2 separate regions of the Mus musculus genome follow, and region 2 is linked to region 1. The links are chromatin contacts, found by Hi-C or POLR2A ChIA-PET in ENCODE. All regions are on one chromosome and are shown on one strand. Each heading gives the region's core, a stretch centred on a gene start or an enhancer-like site at or near the end of the contact. The rest is flanking DNA. Distances are from core to core; before and after follow the strand shown.

Region 1 (7,827 bases), core at 1,878-4,377:
ACGTTTCCAGCAGCCCTGCCTCAGAGCAGTCAGCATCCGGATGAGGACAGACCAGTGGGAAGTGTTTTCTGGAGAATTATGACCTTGCGAAGTTAATGGGGTGAAAGACATGGATTCTAAAGACATTTGGAAGTGTGAAGGAAGGCACATAGATAATTGGATGCGGCTTTAAGCTTGAGTGGGGAAAAATGCAGAGGCAGGAACAGGAACAGATTGGGGGGAAAAGCAGCTAGGTTGTTTATATCAAAAAGTCTGCATTTATGCCCTGGCGGTGCTGCTAGCTCACATCTTTGAATCCAGCACTCGGGTGGCAGAGACAGGAGGATCTCTAAGTTTGAGGCCAGCCTGGTCCACAAAGTGAGTTCCTGTACAGCCAGGGCCAAACAGAGAACCATGTCTTGAAAAACAAACAAACAAATAATCAATCTACATTAGAGCATGATTTTTTTCCTGTTTTTGTCTCATTCTGTAGCCCTGACAGTTAACCTTTTTATTTTTTAAAGATTTATTTATTATTATATCTAAGTACACTGTAGCTGTCTTCAGATGCATCAGAAGAGGGCATCAGATCTCATTACGGATGGTTGTGAGCCACCATGTGGTTGCTGGGATTTGAACTCAGGACCTTTGGAAGAGCAGTTGGTGCTCTTAACCACTGAGCCATCGAGCCAGCCCCCAGGCAGTTATCTTGCCTCGACCTAAGTGACATTTGCAGACATGACACTAATTTATTATAGTTCATAATTTGAGTTTACGTACTCAGATGCATTTGGAGTAGTTTCCTGCTAGCAGCTTGAATGCACCACCGCAGCTGCTTACAGTGAAAATAGACGACCAAGAGCATTTTACAGTCCTCTCACTTGTTGTTGCAGTAACTGTTGTTGGGCACTTGGCCAGGAAACTGTGACTCCTAAGCAAAGGGAGGAGTTACAGATGCAGTTCACCATTGCCAGAGAAATTCTATTCCAAATGGATTTGTGTGGAGCAACAGTGATATCCAATGACAAGTTAAATTAGACACAGAGGTGTTTTCTCCCACACTGTCTCAGAAGATACATGGTGTGAGGGGGCCTGGCTCGGGCTAAACAGTCTTTTAGAAATTAGGTTAACATCACACACACTCAAAAATTGTTTTAGGGATTTTAAGAAGAATCTTGTTATGTGACTTCAGAAACTACTTTACCCAGATAGTTTCAGTTTGCCAAACGGAAACCAGTGACAGATGAGGTAATTTTGCTTTGAATTATAGTCAGATCCAAACCAGAGGTTTGCTGTTTACAGAATTTCAAATATAATAAGTTGCATGTTTATGTTAAATCTTAGACTCTTAGATCCCTATTCTTAAAGCACATTGTAGTAATGGTTTTATTTCTTGCAGCTAATATCTGTACCTGAATGGAATTTTGCCTTACTGCTGTGGGATTTGATAGTAAATATTGCTAAAGGTGTTTTTACTGGAGTCTGTGTTTAGTTTTACAATGTTCCTGTGTATGTATCTCCTAGAAATTGTGAGTGTCAGCTCACAGCTCTTATCTGTGGGAATTCTGGATGATAGTTGGATTTATGATTCTGATTTATAATTGGATGCCTAGTTTAGCCATAACATTTTGGGTGATAATTACATGTTTTAAAGCATGCTTTTAATTTTTACAGATATGTTTATGCTCTTGAACATAGGTGAAATTATTCTGCTAGTTAATAGTTTAGTAAGACCATAGTAAGCTGGCACGGGCAGATCTGCAGAAAGGTCCTGGTATTTGTAGAGAAATTTGATTTTTCCCAAGTATGTAAATTTATTTGTTTTGAAATATGTGGGTCAGTGAGCTTGCTTTTCCGTTAATATCTTGTAGTTGACACAATATCTTACACTTCATTTAATTTGTAAACTCGGTGGGGAATGGCCATTAGTCTCAAGCTGAGAGATAAGTGTCTGTTGAAGTCTGTCCTGAGATATGTGAGGTCAGGGTTACATTTTCTCCTGTGCCAAAGGTTTCTCGTTCAGCCTTGGGTATTTGTGTATTTGTAAAGCTTAGCACATACATGCAGGAACTGTGTTTGGCTTAGTTCTCTGTAACAGTTGTTCCTTTGCTTATTACAGCTTAGCTTACACAGCAAATTAGATTTCATTTCTGTATACCTCCTTCTATGTTCATAGTTTATGTTAGGGAAAGAAAAGGAAAGCTGAGACTATAGGTGAGGTTTTCACATAAAGATCACCACAGAAGTGAGGGCATAGGAGTGATGCTCTCTTAAGTTTAGGAGGTGATTCTACGATTTAGAGTACTTGCTTTGAATGAAAAGGAAAGGATATTTGATGCAAGTTTCTCAAATGTATTTTTCCTAATTAAAATGTTTTATTAATATATTGTGTGTTCATGTTTGCGTGCAAATGTTTGTATGTGGGAACTCATGCCACCGCAGGCACTTGGAGAGGTCAAAGGACAACTGAGCGAGTGAGTTCTCTTCTTTGATGGTCCTAAGACTGAACTCAAGTCTCCATGCTTGGCAGCAAGAACTTTTACCCACTTGCCAGATCTTATTTTCTAATCTTAAGGACATACAAAGTTTTGTAGCTCTGACTATTCCCAAAGGATATTCTGTGATATTTGTCACAAAATGAGATGTGTATTCTAGCACACATCGGTAAATGTGTTGATGGAGTAGATAATGTGATTAGTCAACTCAGAGAGGAGTGAGACATGTGACTTGATGGATATTTAGCCATGGTTATTTTGGCAAAAATAGATTTTCTTATTCCTGAAATATGTTATTCCCAGCATTAGCAAGGGTACCCTGCTCTTGCTGTCTTTTCAAAATGTGTCTACTTTGAAAGATTTCCGTGGCTATGCAGGTGCAGCCTTTTTTTCCTCCCCTGACCAAGAAAAGAGCTTTGCTTTGCGACATTTCTTTTATGTTAGTGTCTTCCCTGCTACTTCAGCTGCATCTAAAGCCAGCTAACATCTGTTTTCTATCAAAATTGAAACTGCTTTTTAAAAATTACGTTGTTCTGGACCTATTTCTTAAGATGTGTGACGTGGAAGAGCAATCTTCCTCATCCCCTTGCTGCCTGTGTTAGCTGAGGTATTTTAGGCACATCAGCTGTTACAGCTCTGAGCAGGGCTTCATCCAGTTGGCCCCTTGTCTCTTGAAAAGCCTCAGCTGTAGTAGCTTTCGGTTTTTAGAGTTAGAACCATTATTTTGTGTCTTTCTCCTGTGTTGTTTTCAAAAGGATTTATGTAGGCGGGGATTGTCAGTCATCAGGTAGATTTTGCTCTCCGTGAAAAAGCAGGGTAAAACCTGAGGGGAGGATCACTGTGGTATTTGGAGCTAAGTAGCTGTGTGTGTGTGTGTGTGTGTGTAGCAGTTGTTGCTTTGTGATGTTTGCTTTTCTAGCACCTCAAACTACTAGAAACAAAGAACTAAAACAGAAAGGTTAGGGGAGGCGCCACTTTTCCTCTAGGTTCTTTTTTTTTTTTTTTTTCAGCTGACAAGATTTTCTCTTTCCTTTCTCTTACAATGCTTAAGTCAAGATAATGATGTTCCAAAAACTAGGTTTTTTAAAAAAGTTACTTACATTCCTGCCGTTGCTCCCCTCACCCCCCAACCCCCGTGGTTCCCTATCCCATCCCTCCTCCTCCTTGCCTCTGAGAGGGTGCTCCCCTCCCACCTAGCCTCCCTTCCCTTGGGCCTCAAGTCTCACGAGAGTTAGGTACATCTTCTTCCACAGAGGCCACACCAAGCACTCCTGTGCTATCTGTGTGCCCATGTATGCTGCCTGGTTGGTGGCTCAGTGTCTGGGAGCTTCCTGGGAGCTGGCTAATTTAAGACTGCTGGTCTTCCTATGGGGTCACCCTCCTCTTCAGCTTCTTCAAGCCGTCCCCTAATTCAACTATAGGGGTCCTAATAGTTGTGTGTAAGTATCTGTGTTTGTCTCAGTCAGCTGCGGGTAGAGCCTCAGAGGACAGCCATGCTAGGCTCTTGTCTTCAATTTCTTCTCCATTTTTGTCCCTGCAGTTCTTTTAGACAGGATCAGTTCTGGGTCAGAAATTTTGACTGTGGGTTAGTAACCCTGAGACAGAATTTCTCTGTGTAAGCTTGGTTGACCTGGAACTGACTATGTAGATCAGTGTGACTTCAAGTTCACATGAGGTCTGCTTGCCTCTGCTGGGTTAACAGGTGTTTGCCACACCTGCCCCTTACCTCCTCAAGGTTCAAGGGGAGTATAAAAATTTTATGTAATACTTCTTTCAGAATCTAACAGACTTACTGAGCTTACTGTGTGTGGGAGCAGTGAAATCCATGAGATGCAAATGGTTTTCATAGAAAATAAATGATAGTGTTTCATCTTCAATTGAATTATTTTAAGCAATTCTTTGGGAATGCATTCTTTAAAACTGTCCATTTTACTATAATTTGTAACACAAAGAAGTCTATAAAGTTTTTAAAGTGTGTGTGTGTGTATGTGAGAGAGAGAGAGAGACAGACACAGATACAGACACAGACACAGAGACACAGACAGGGTCACTATGTAGTTGAGGATCACCTTAAACTTCTGCCCACCCTGCCTCCACCTGGGGTTATAGGTGTATGCTCCATGCTTGGTTTTATGTAATGCTTGAGACTGAACCAAGGGCATTGTATATGCTAAGCTCCTTAGACCTTGGAGGTTTTTGTTTTTTTTTTTTTTTTTTTTTTTTTTTTAGTTTTAGACAGGGCTGCACCATGTATGGCCCAGCCTGGCTTGAGCATGAGGTTGGCCTGCCTCAGCCTGTTCCTTCACACCTGACTTACTTCCCTTATTATTTGTTTATTTGCTTGGGCTTTTGTTTTCTTTTGAGACAGGGTCTATTTGTGTAGCTCAGGCTGGCCTGGAACTCATGTAGCCAGCCCAGGCTGGCTTGTGATTTGTGATCCTCCTGCCTTAGACTCCCCACTGCTGGGATTACAGGAACGTGCTGTCACATCTAGCTTTATTTTTTGTTATGTTACAAAGTTTGGCTTTTAATTCCTGGCTTTGAATTTGCTACTCCTGCCTTAGCTAGCCTCCTCATTACTTCAGCATGGGCCTGCCTTACCACTGGATCAAGCTGTTAGTAGTCTCCAAGCAAGCAAATAGCAGAAAAGAAAACCCAATTGAAAAAAAATAGGCAGTTTATATGTCTTAGGAAGACATGTAAATTGCCAACAGATACATGAAAAAGTATTTAAAATCACAGATCATCTAATCTAAGAGGTTCAAATTAATATCACAATTAGATATACAAAAGTTTGGCATAAATTGTTATATCCACAGTGGAAAATGGCACCAAGTTTCCCAAAGAAATCAAAGTAATAAAAGTACCCAAAGAAAATGAGATCACCCACCTTGCCCACTACTCTCCAGTGTTCATTGCATCGTTACTAATCACAGCATTCATCCATAGATGTAGGGTAAATTTGAACTCTCTAAACATATCAGAGGAACATTTTTTAGCTTTCAAAGGGAGATTCTACCATTTGCAACCACTTACATGAACTTAGATGACATTGTACTGAGTAAATACATCAAATACAGGATTATACTGCATAGTATCACTTGCATTTGAAACTTAAGAAAAAAAGTTTCATTGTATGTGTGAGATACATAACTACAGTTATCTAGGAGCTGTTTGTCCAAGGCTTGACAGTACAGTGTGAGCACAGGTAATAATGAGCTGGTGTATTAGAAAGGCAAGGGAGGGAGGGAGACTTACCTGCATGGCATGTTTAAGTTGCTTGGTCCCTAGTCACTGTGATGTAATATCAATTCATCATGTTAAACACCGTAAATATATACAATAATATAATGTCAGTTGGGAAAATAAAATAAACGACAGTATAAAGAATAGTAAAATAGCTTCATTAAACTTGAATGTTGATCAAGATATGATTTTCTTATTCTTTTATAGGGTGTTTGTGAACCGAAGTTTAGCCATGGAAAAAATAAAGTGTTTTGGTTTTGATATGGATTATACCCTAGCCGGTAAGTAGTGACTTTTGACTTCTTAAGAACTTCTGAGCTTGATGCAACAGTGGGTCCACAGGAAGTTCAGTGGTCACTTGTTCATGGAATCATTGATTTGGCTTCAAGAAGCTCTTATCGGGTTGTTTTTCCATTGAGATTGTGAACATTGAAGTTACCCAGTATTCTTGAGAGTTGGTTCCTGAGCTTGTACAGATAATTAGAAAAAGTCGTAACTTACTTTAAAATTCTTGTAAAAACCCTTTTTACTAAAATTATAGATTAATGAATACATTAATGTGTATACTTGGGCATTTTGGCTCTAATTCTTTTAAGCTGTTTTTTAAAAATAGAAAAAAACTTTTTCTGACAGATGTCACACTATGCTCTAAGCTGACCTGGAACTCACTCATGCAGGCTGACCTGGAACTTGCATGGATCTTTCCCATCTGCTTCCCAAATGCTAGGATAACAGGCATGTGTCACAGTACCCAGCTTAAAGATGAGATTGTGGGTTTCTCACTCTGCCATAAAGTTAATAGTTTAGTATTGTGGGACTGGGAGAGTGTAAGCGCTTGGAGTTCAGGCATGAGCCACCACACTCAGCCACCACACTCAGCAACTTTTTTTTTTTTTTTTACCCCCAAACATTTTCATGGTTGTTCACTTGTGGTGCTAGGAGTCAAGCCTTGAACCTTGATCATGCCAGGCACATGCTTTCCTACTGAACTATATCCCCAGTTTCATAATGGTTTACTCTTTTCTAAAAGAAGATTTGTTTTATTTTTAATTGTGTGTACACGTGTGTGTGTGTGTGTGTGTGTGTGTGTGTGTGTGTTATCTGTATGGGTGTATGAATGTAGGTGGCCACCAGAAAAGGGCATCCGACCCCAGAGCTGGAGTTAGTGATGGTGGTAAAACTCCTGCATGGGCACTGGGAATGGAATTCAGGCCGTCTGAAAGAGCAGTGCATGCTCTTACCTGCTCAATTATCTCCCTAGCCCATGGGTACTTTACTTGAGGACTGATAGGACCTGTGTTCATTTTCTATACAAAAGGCTTTCTTTAGACTAGAGGTGTTAGCTTTGCTCCTTGTTACAGACTTCTTGAAAGCCCAGCATTGTGCTCATTCTTCCCTTCTGTCTCTGAGATAGAGTTGAAATAGCCAGTTGTGTCAGTCTGTAGCACACTGCTTCAGAACTGAAAACATTGGCAGCATTGGCAGGGTGGTCTGTAGCTTAAGAGTAGTAGGTTTGAGTGATGAGGGTGAGCACATGTGTTACACATACAGCTGCAGTTACAATACTCTGGAAAAAGATTCCATAAATTCTTTTAAAAAGTTGTCTTTCCCTACATGTGGCAGTGTGAGCTTGTAGTCTCAGCACTCAGGAAGCTGATACTGAGGGATTGTTTGTCCAGAGGTTTGAGACCATCCTGGGCAGGTATAGCCAGGTCCTTTAAAAAAAAAGTTAAATACACAAAACTTTAAAATGTAAAAGTTGCTTCCTGAATGGTTGTCATGAAAAGTAACTGAGTAACTTTTGACATTGTAAAACACACAAAAGCAAGACAAAAAAAAACCTCACATCTTTGAAGTTAGGAGACTTTTCATTACAAGATGTGCTTTGCCATACAGTGATAAAATAAAGAGGAGTGTGTTCATGTTTCTTTAAGATTTGAGTGTGTGGGAGAAATGCTCTTGGTATGTATGTCCATATTTATTATTTATTTTTGAGACCGGGTGAGTCTTACTATCTGTCTCGGCTGGTCTTGAGTTTATTGTCTTCCCTCAGCCTTCTCAGTGCTGGGGTTACAGGTATATGCTGGCATACTTGGTCTGAGTTTAT
Region 2 (7,827 bases), core at 3,742-6,241, 35 kb before region 1:
CTAGAAAGGGTGTTCGTAGGGGCTGGAGAGATGGCTTAGCAGTTAAGAGCACTGACTATTCTTCCAGGGGTCCTGAGTTCAGTTCCCAGCAACCACATGGTGGCTCACAACCACCTGTAATAGGATCTGATGCCCGCTTCTGGTGTGCCTGAAGACAGCTAGAGTGTTTTCATGTAAATAAAATAAATAAATCTTTAAGAAAAAAAAGATTTTGCTAACAGTTGTAGATCATCTCTCATGGTGTAAATCTCCAGTAGACGTTTCCAATGGGTTTTTACCTGATTCCAGTGAGTCACTTTTTGTAACTCTGAGGTTATTGGCTGGTGGGTAACATTTAAACTGTGGGTCTGACTCCTACAGTTCCTGTTTTATCCTGTGTGCTCTTTTCCATTGCACTGAAGGCTGGGTGCGTCAGTGTCATCCATGGGGCAGAGCTTTGGCTCCTTCTGAGACTCCCCCATCCTTTTGTTGTATTGTAGTACAGATGATTGACTCTAGGGCCTTGCACATACTAGATTTTGTAGTTGTTTGAGTTCTTGGTCTCTCTCCTGAGTGCTGGGATCACAGGGTTGTGCCACCAAGCACAGCCCTTAACATGTAACAGCTACTTATCTACACGCACATGGAGGTCTGAGGACAACTGTGTGGGGCTGGTTCTCTGTTTCCACAAGTTGAGTCCCAGGAGTTGAACTCAGGTTGTTAGGCTTGGCAGCAAGCTGGCCCTGCCCAGTCTTATATTGTGCCAGGATTTGTGCACGCTGGCCAAGCACTTTACCAGCTGAGCTGTATCTTCAGCCCCGTTTACTTATTTCAAGTTCATCTTCCAGATTGTCAGCACATTCCATGAAGGCAGACTCTCACATTTGTGTTGGGCGTTGGGCGGTGTTAGATACCAGGTCGGTACATAACACACATTTGGGAAGGAAGTTTCTGTCAAGAAGCAGAAAAATTGCCAACTGAGCTGTGAATCAGCTCACAGTCTGGAAGAATCAAGGCTTATAGCACTTGTATTTTTAAAGTATTAATTAGATACAATGATGATTTAAATGAAAATGCTCCCACGGACTCCTAGGAAGTGACATTACTTGGGAAGGATTGGGAGGTGTGGCCTTGTCAGAGTTTGTGCGGCCTTGTTGGAGGAAGTGTGTCACAGGGAGTGGGCTTTGGTGTTTTCAAATGCTCAAACCAGGCCCAGTGTCACTTTTTCTTCCTGTCTGCTGCCTGTGGTCTAGATGTAGAATTCTCGGCTCTTTCTCCAGCAACCATGTTTGCCTGCCATGTTTGTCACCATGCTTCCTGCCACGGTGATCATGGACCAAACCTCTGACCTGTAAGCCAGTTCCAATGAAATGTTGTCCTTTATAAGAGTTGCCATGATCATGGTGTCTCTTCACAGTAATAGAAACCCCAACTAAGAGAGAGGGAGAGATAGGACAGCCATGTGAGTATTTCAGCAAGAAGTTTGGTGCTAGACCATCTAAGGCCACAGTGGAGTGGCTTTTTAGACCAAACAGTGCCTAAATTCTTCAAGTAATATCAGAGTAGAGATACTGAATAAGCCCCTCATGATTCCTTAGCTTCATTAGTCCTCTGATAGAATCAGCTTAGCTTGGCAGGAGTTCAAGGTTGACCACATAGGAATTTAAGGCCAGTCTGAGTTATGTGATATTTTCTCTCAAAAGACATGTATGTGTGTCTCTATGTGTATATGTGTATGTGCATATATATATGGACTGACATATGTGTGTGTGTATATACTGTACATATATGTGATTTATGTTAGTACATATAGATCAAGATCATTTTGTGTGTGGATATCTTGCCTGCATTTATGTCTGTGCATTGCATATGTGCTTGTTGTTGTAAGAAAAGAGGACACTGGATCTTCTGGAACTAAAGATGGTTGTGACTAGCCATGTTGGTGCTGGGATTCAAACCTGGGTCCTCTGGAAGAGCATCCAGTGCTCTTGACCACTGAGCCATCTTTCCAGGCACTATATTTTATATACTTTTTAATATAAAATATACTTCAGTTGGATGGTGGTGGCAAATGCTTTTAAGTACTTGGGAGGCAGAGGCAGGTGAATCTATGAATTCGAGGCCAGCCTGGTCTACAGAGCGTGTTCTAGGATAGTCAGGGTTACACAGAGAAACCCTGTCTCAAAAAATTATATAGTACTGTATTTAAATGGTTATACATCCAACTTCATATGTGTATTTAAGTGTATGGGTTTGTAACCCTCTGTGTGCATATAAATGTGTAGGTGTGCAGACCTGTGTGAGTGTGCACACCTGTCTGTACACGTGTGTGCTTATGTAAGTGTGTGGGTGTTGAAAATCTGTGTGTGTGTGTGTTTATGAATGTTGGGTGCCCAGGGAGGCCAGAAGAATGCCAGATTCCCTGGAACTGGAGTTGCAGACAGCTGTGAGCTCCCGTGTAGATGCTGAGAACCAGATCTCAGTCCACTAGAAGAGCAGCAAGTGCTCCTAACTGCTGAGCCATCCCTCCACCTTCTATCAACTAAAATAAAGTTTTTTCTTAAGTGTGTATTCGTGTTTTGCCTACATGCATGAGAGGGAGGGTCACATCCCCTGAAACTGAAGGTAAAGTCAGTCAGCTGGGAGATCAGTCAGTGCTCTTAACTGCTGAGCCATCTGTGTAGCCCCTCGTAGCAAACGTTTTGAGATAGGGGTCTCTCGCTGAACGGGGCTAACTGATTGGCTAGCCTGGCTGGCAGGAGCCCAGGGGTCCTGTTCTCACCTCTTGGTCTTGGGATGATAGGCTGCATAGAGCCATGCTGGCTTCGTGTGGATGCCAGAGAGTGGAACTCAGACCCGGTGCCTCGGCCTCTCAGATTTCTCAATTATAAAAGTAACACAATGTAGGAAAATTTGTGAAGAAGTATAAAGAAAAGCCAGACGTGGTGGCTCATGCTTATAATTGTAGTTGAGACAGGAGGATTCTCATGAGTTTGAAGCTAACCTGTTCTACAGAGACTCAAACAGGAAAAGGAAAAATAAGAATAAAAAGATACCTAACTCTTGTCACTGAAAGCAAACCCATTATTAACATACCCTGTTGTTACTTCTCTGTAGTCTCTGTGTGCACTCTCCTTTTTTCCTGTCAAATGTACACAGCCCCCTACCAGTCCCCCGCCCCCCCCCCCCAGACAGGGTTTCTCTGTGTAGCCCTGGCTGTTCTGGCATTCACTCTGTAGACCAGGCTGGCCTGGAACTCAGAAATCCGCCTGCCTCTGCTTCCCAAGTGCTGGGATTAAAGGCGTGCGCCACCACGCCCGGCCCCGTACCAGTCTTTAGTCACAGAACTGGGCATTTATTTACTTATTTTGAGACAGGGTCTTATTTGGTAGCCCTGGCTGGCCCAGAACTTGCTCTGTAGATCAGGCTGGCCCTGAATTCAGAGATCCACCTGCCTCTGCCTCCTGAGAGGAATTCAAGGTAAGCTTTAACCACTCCAGGCCTACCTACAAAACCAGGCTTTCTAGAAACATACTTGGCTTAAAGGTGGTATTAAGCTAACTGCAAACTGGCTTACATGCCATTTTTCCCATGTTGAAAAGCCTAATAGGTGAAAAGCCTAATAGGGGCTTATCCTCAGCTGACCTAGGCAGGGTGAAAGGCACAGGAGGGTAAGTAGAAGCTGTTAGCAGAGCCCTCCTGTTTTCAAAAACACCCTGTGGTTCAGGTTGACTGCAAGTGTAATGAGTCAGTAGTATGTCTGCCAAGAACTTTCTTCTCTTTTTCATTTTCTTCTCCTTCCTCCTCTTTCTTCCTTGTTCCCCCCCCCCCCCTCACCATTGCTTCCTCTCCCTTTTTTCTTTCTTTCATTATGTTGCTCAGGTTAACTTCAAATTCTGGGCTCACGTAATCCTCTTGCCTTAGTCCTAGCATCTCCAGAAGCTAGGACTCCCGGCAAGCTACCATACTTAGTGTTCACTGAGAACTTTACTGCACAAATGCAAGGCGCTGTTACAAAGTGGAAGCCATAGTCCTCCTTGATTATGATGGTACTACAAAACTTGGCTTAGTCTTGGATGATACCATCTAAAGGAAATCAAAATCAAATCAGCCAAATGCCTGAGAGAAAGACAAAGATCCTCAGAATTAGGACAGAGGAAAAACAATGGGAGGGATCAAATATCCCCAACTCGGGAAGATCTTGGGCAAAGTCCAAGGTCGAAGAACCAGTAGATCAGTTGCTTTTCCGAGGCTCCCAGGACTAGAATTTGGTCTTTGCGATGAATTCCAGAGCTGCCCAGACTAAGGAATGCAGTGTTCTGGACATAGTGGGTGGGCTGTCTTGTAGTGAAGTACGGTAACGGGTGTCAGTGTATTCAACTACTATTTATTGTTTGCTAGGATCCAGAACTAAGCCTGGAGTCTGTATTGTTTCATTCTATCAATAATATCTCGGATAAATCAACTGTGTGTAGTCAGGTTCCTTGGTTGGTTCCCTGGGTAAGTAGTGAAACTAGGATTTGAACTCATTCTGATAAACCCCAAAGCTGGTCCCTATGATTATCATGGAGTTGAGTTCAAGGTCTTCCAGGGAGACCCTCTGGTTCGTTTGTCTAGGAGTAAGCTGCTAGGAGTAAGGGACACACTCTTCCCACCTTAGGGAAAGCCTCTCGCAGAGTAGGCGTGGTCACCTAAGGTAGGGGCGGGGCAGCCAGGAGTGTGCTGAGGGGAGCAGGCAAAAAGCCAAGAGGTGGTTATTCCTAGGAAATGGATAGGTTGTTAACGTGCATCACCCTCGGAGTTTAGCAGCTCTGGGAGTTCTGTGGTGGGAAGTTCCCCGAGCCCTGTGAGGGGCCCTGAGACAGGACCGCCCGCCAGGGAGCATCGCCGCGGCCGGCTTCTGCGGCGGAGCCCGGGTAAGGAACAGAGCGCCGGTCCCTGGCCGGGCGCGAGCTGGGGGCGGTGCCGGGGCGGCGGGGGCGGGGAGGGCGCGCGCCGAGGCGGCTGCGGCAGTTGCGCGCTAGGATTGCTGCCGTGCGGTGCGGCCGGTGAGTGCGGCGGCACCCGCGGCGGGCGGGAGGGGGCTTGGAGCGGGCGGGCGGCGAGCGAGCAGGCTGGGGAGGATGCGCGGCCCAGCGCGCGACCCAGCGGCCCCCGCCGTCCGCCCGGCGTCCCTTTCCTCAGGGCTCCCTACCCCGGCCCAGATCTGCCCGCGCGCCCGCGGCCTCAGCGCCCCGGCGTGGCGCACGCCCCCGGCCCGGGCGCCCCCGGCCCGCCGCAGCCCCTTCCCCGCGCGGCGGCGACGCCCCCGGCCCACGTCATGCTCGCGCCATTGTTTCCCAGCGTCCGCTAGCTGGGACCCCGCCTTTCTCGCGGAGTGGGCGGGCAGGCGCCGCTCTCGGTTCCCCTGGTCTCTCTGGGCTGGCAGCCTGGCCTCAGTTCTCGTGAGGCGGGTGCGGGGCTCCCCTCATGGGCTGCGAGCCTGGCAGGGTTTGGATCTGCCCGCGGAATGGCCCACGAGCCAGTTTTGTGGTGCGCAGTACTTCCTGGAAAGCTCACATCAATTGCAAGTCTCGCCTAAAGACGTTTGGAGGCGGTTTGTCCCTCGCCTTTTTTTTTCTGGGGCCCCCGAAGCCCTGCAGGGCGAGATGCAGAAGTGGGGCCTGTTACAAGAACAGCGTTTTGAGCGGTTGGCTTTGCCTGGCCGCAGCCTTTAAAAGCATTAGATGAAGGTTTGTGTCGGATTTGTTTCACAGCCTCGGTAGTCGAGGGCTGTGCTCTAATAGAGCACTCTGAAATGACTAGTCACTCAACACGGTTGCGTGTTCCCCACCACTTCTCTGCGCCCCCCCCCCCCCCGCACATTGTTTCATAATGACCGTAGACCTATAATTTTTCTTAAGGGATGCAAATTCCTTTGGCCGTCATGTGTAGGGGGAGGATGTTAAAACGGTGCCATTTATCGTAGACGTAGTGAGTACAGAAAGACTTCAGGTCTTTCACATAGTCACCTTAGCATTTTCCATCAATGGCTAAGAATGTAAGAGAAGACATCAGGGCTTAGAGGTTCAGTTTAACAAACCAGCTGGTTAAAAATTGCAATAAAATCGTTGCGGGTGCTCGTAGTGGCAAGGTGGTTATGCTGGGCTGTTGATACAAGGATTGATGCTTCCCGGCTTGCTTCCGAAGAGCATTTCCATTACAATATGAACCTGTTTGTAGGCCTCGAACAGGCTCTGTACCCTAGTGGCCTCGAACTTGGGATCTTTCTCTTCCAGGTCCCTAACAGATATTAATAGGCTTGTTCCACCATGCCTGAGCTTGAAAAACTGGTTTAAGCTTCACTCTTACCAAAAAAATGAACAAAAAGCCAAATTCAGTACTATTGGTTGTTGCATTATTCTCAGCCAGCATTAATCTGTAAAATAAGATGCCCTTCAAGGTTCTGTCGTATGAAACAGTACAGTCATCAGAAGCGTTTGGTAAATATGAGTACTCAGAGTGCCTGCTGGCCTTACTAGATGACATACGTCTTCCTGAAGAGAGCCAGGTTATGGGGGACTCAGCTGTATGAGGAAATTGGTGTCTCAAACATGGTATTTAGAAAAAGTTGATGTTTATGTTACTGCGTTTCACTATGCATCCCAGGTTATCCTAAAAATTCTTCAGTTTTCTGAGTACTGTGCACACATTTCTTGGCCTGTGTCTATAAACTGTAGGTTCTCAGTTTGGTGTGGTGGTTCACTGGAGACGCAGGGTCAGGTGACAAGCCTGGTCTAGGTAGCAAGTTCAGGACAGCCAGAACTACTAGAGACTCTGTCTCAAAACAAAACAACAAACAAAACAAAAACAAAAAATAGTTTTTAAAAAGTGTACAGGATCTCTCTACTGGGGACTGAACTAGGGACTAAGCTTAGGCTAGGCAAAGCAGTCTACTATTGAACTACGTTCAGGCCTTTTTTATTTTGAGGAAGAGCCTTTTTAAGCTGCTCATTTTGGGTTCCTCTTCCAAGGGCCTAGCACCCACCCGCGCACCTTGAATTGGCCGTGTAGCTTAGGCGGGGCTCTAATTTGGGATCGTCCTACCTCAGCTCTCCAAAGCGCTGGGATTGTAGGCATGTGCCACCATGCTTGCCTGGGCTTGAGAAAAAGGGGGTGGGCGGGGGTGCTTTACTGCTTCACTCTTTCCAAAAAGCAAAACAAAAACCAACCTGCTGACATCTTACCAAGAGATTTACTTATGTTTTACTTTTTTGTTTTCTAGCTTTTTTGCGATAAGGTCTCAGACATTTTGTGCTCTGGGCTGGTCCCAGAGACCTGCATAGCTTGGATTGCAAAGTGAGCCACTACGGGTGACCTCAAATGTAGGTTTTTACTTAGTGATGATTGCTGAGTACACACTGCTACTGGACTTGATCTTATTTTCATTTTTGGATGCTTTATACCAGGCCTTTATGCAGGATAGCAGGCAGTGCGGGCACACATGCTTTCAGGAAGTGTTTGTTGATGTGATGTTTTTAGCTTTTGTGACAGCATCTACTAACATGAGATGCTGACTATCACAAGGCATATGCTAAGTGACAAGTGAGTAGTGAAAGCTGTACTTCCAGCCAGGAGACAGCTTACGGACAGTTTAAGGGCAGTAGTACCAGACGAAGCTAGTAACAGATGTTCTGGTAAGCTCTTTACAACATAATGTGACTTGGATTCTTTGGAGCTAGAGCAAAATGAATAAAAGGAACCCCTACCACCCCTTTAAAAATAATATGTGGGAGGGGAGGTGTTTTTTTTTTTTTAGGTTCAAACCTGAGGATGTTAATTTCCTTACATGAAGTTGATAACAAATTA

The links. A loop is a pair of places that touch in the nucleus more often than their neighbours do. ChIA-PET counts read pairs that join two places held with the same protein, here RNA polymerase II (POLR2A).
Region 2: a loop to region 1 is called in a map of heart, with 1.8 times the contacts of the local background. The contact joins the promoter of Nt5c2 here to the enhancer-like site in region 1. A Hi-C loop is called at or near these places in 6 of 37 maps with a recorded cell type or tissue (T-helper 17 cell, T-helper 2 cell, gastrocnemius and 2 more). POLR2A ChIA-PET finds 5 or more read pairs at or near these places in 2 of 5 experiments (Patski and embryonic stem cell).

The regions. Positions count from the first base shown.
Region 1 is chr19:46,922,436-46,930,262 of GRCm38, reverse strand. Nt5c2 (5'-nucleotidase, cytosolic II) reads left to right here. Exons shown (of 18, transcript NM_029810.5): 3 at 5,928-6,001. Among named protein-coding and RNA genes, the nearest start is that of Nt5c2, 36 kb to the left of the region's middle. Within about 2 kb of position 3,127, at least 1 of the 3 ENCODE cell types and tissues checked has a DNase peak (open chromatin) inside an H3K27ac peak, as active enhancers do; it is heart, where a contact is called at or near this core.
Region 2 is chr19:46,959,472-46,967,298 of GRCm38, reverse strand. Nt5c2 (5'-nucleotidase, cytosolic II) reads left to right here and starts at 4,991. Exons shown (of 18, transcript NM_029810.5): 1 at 4,991-5,027.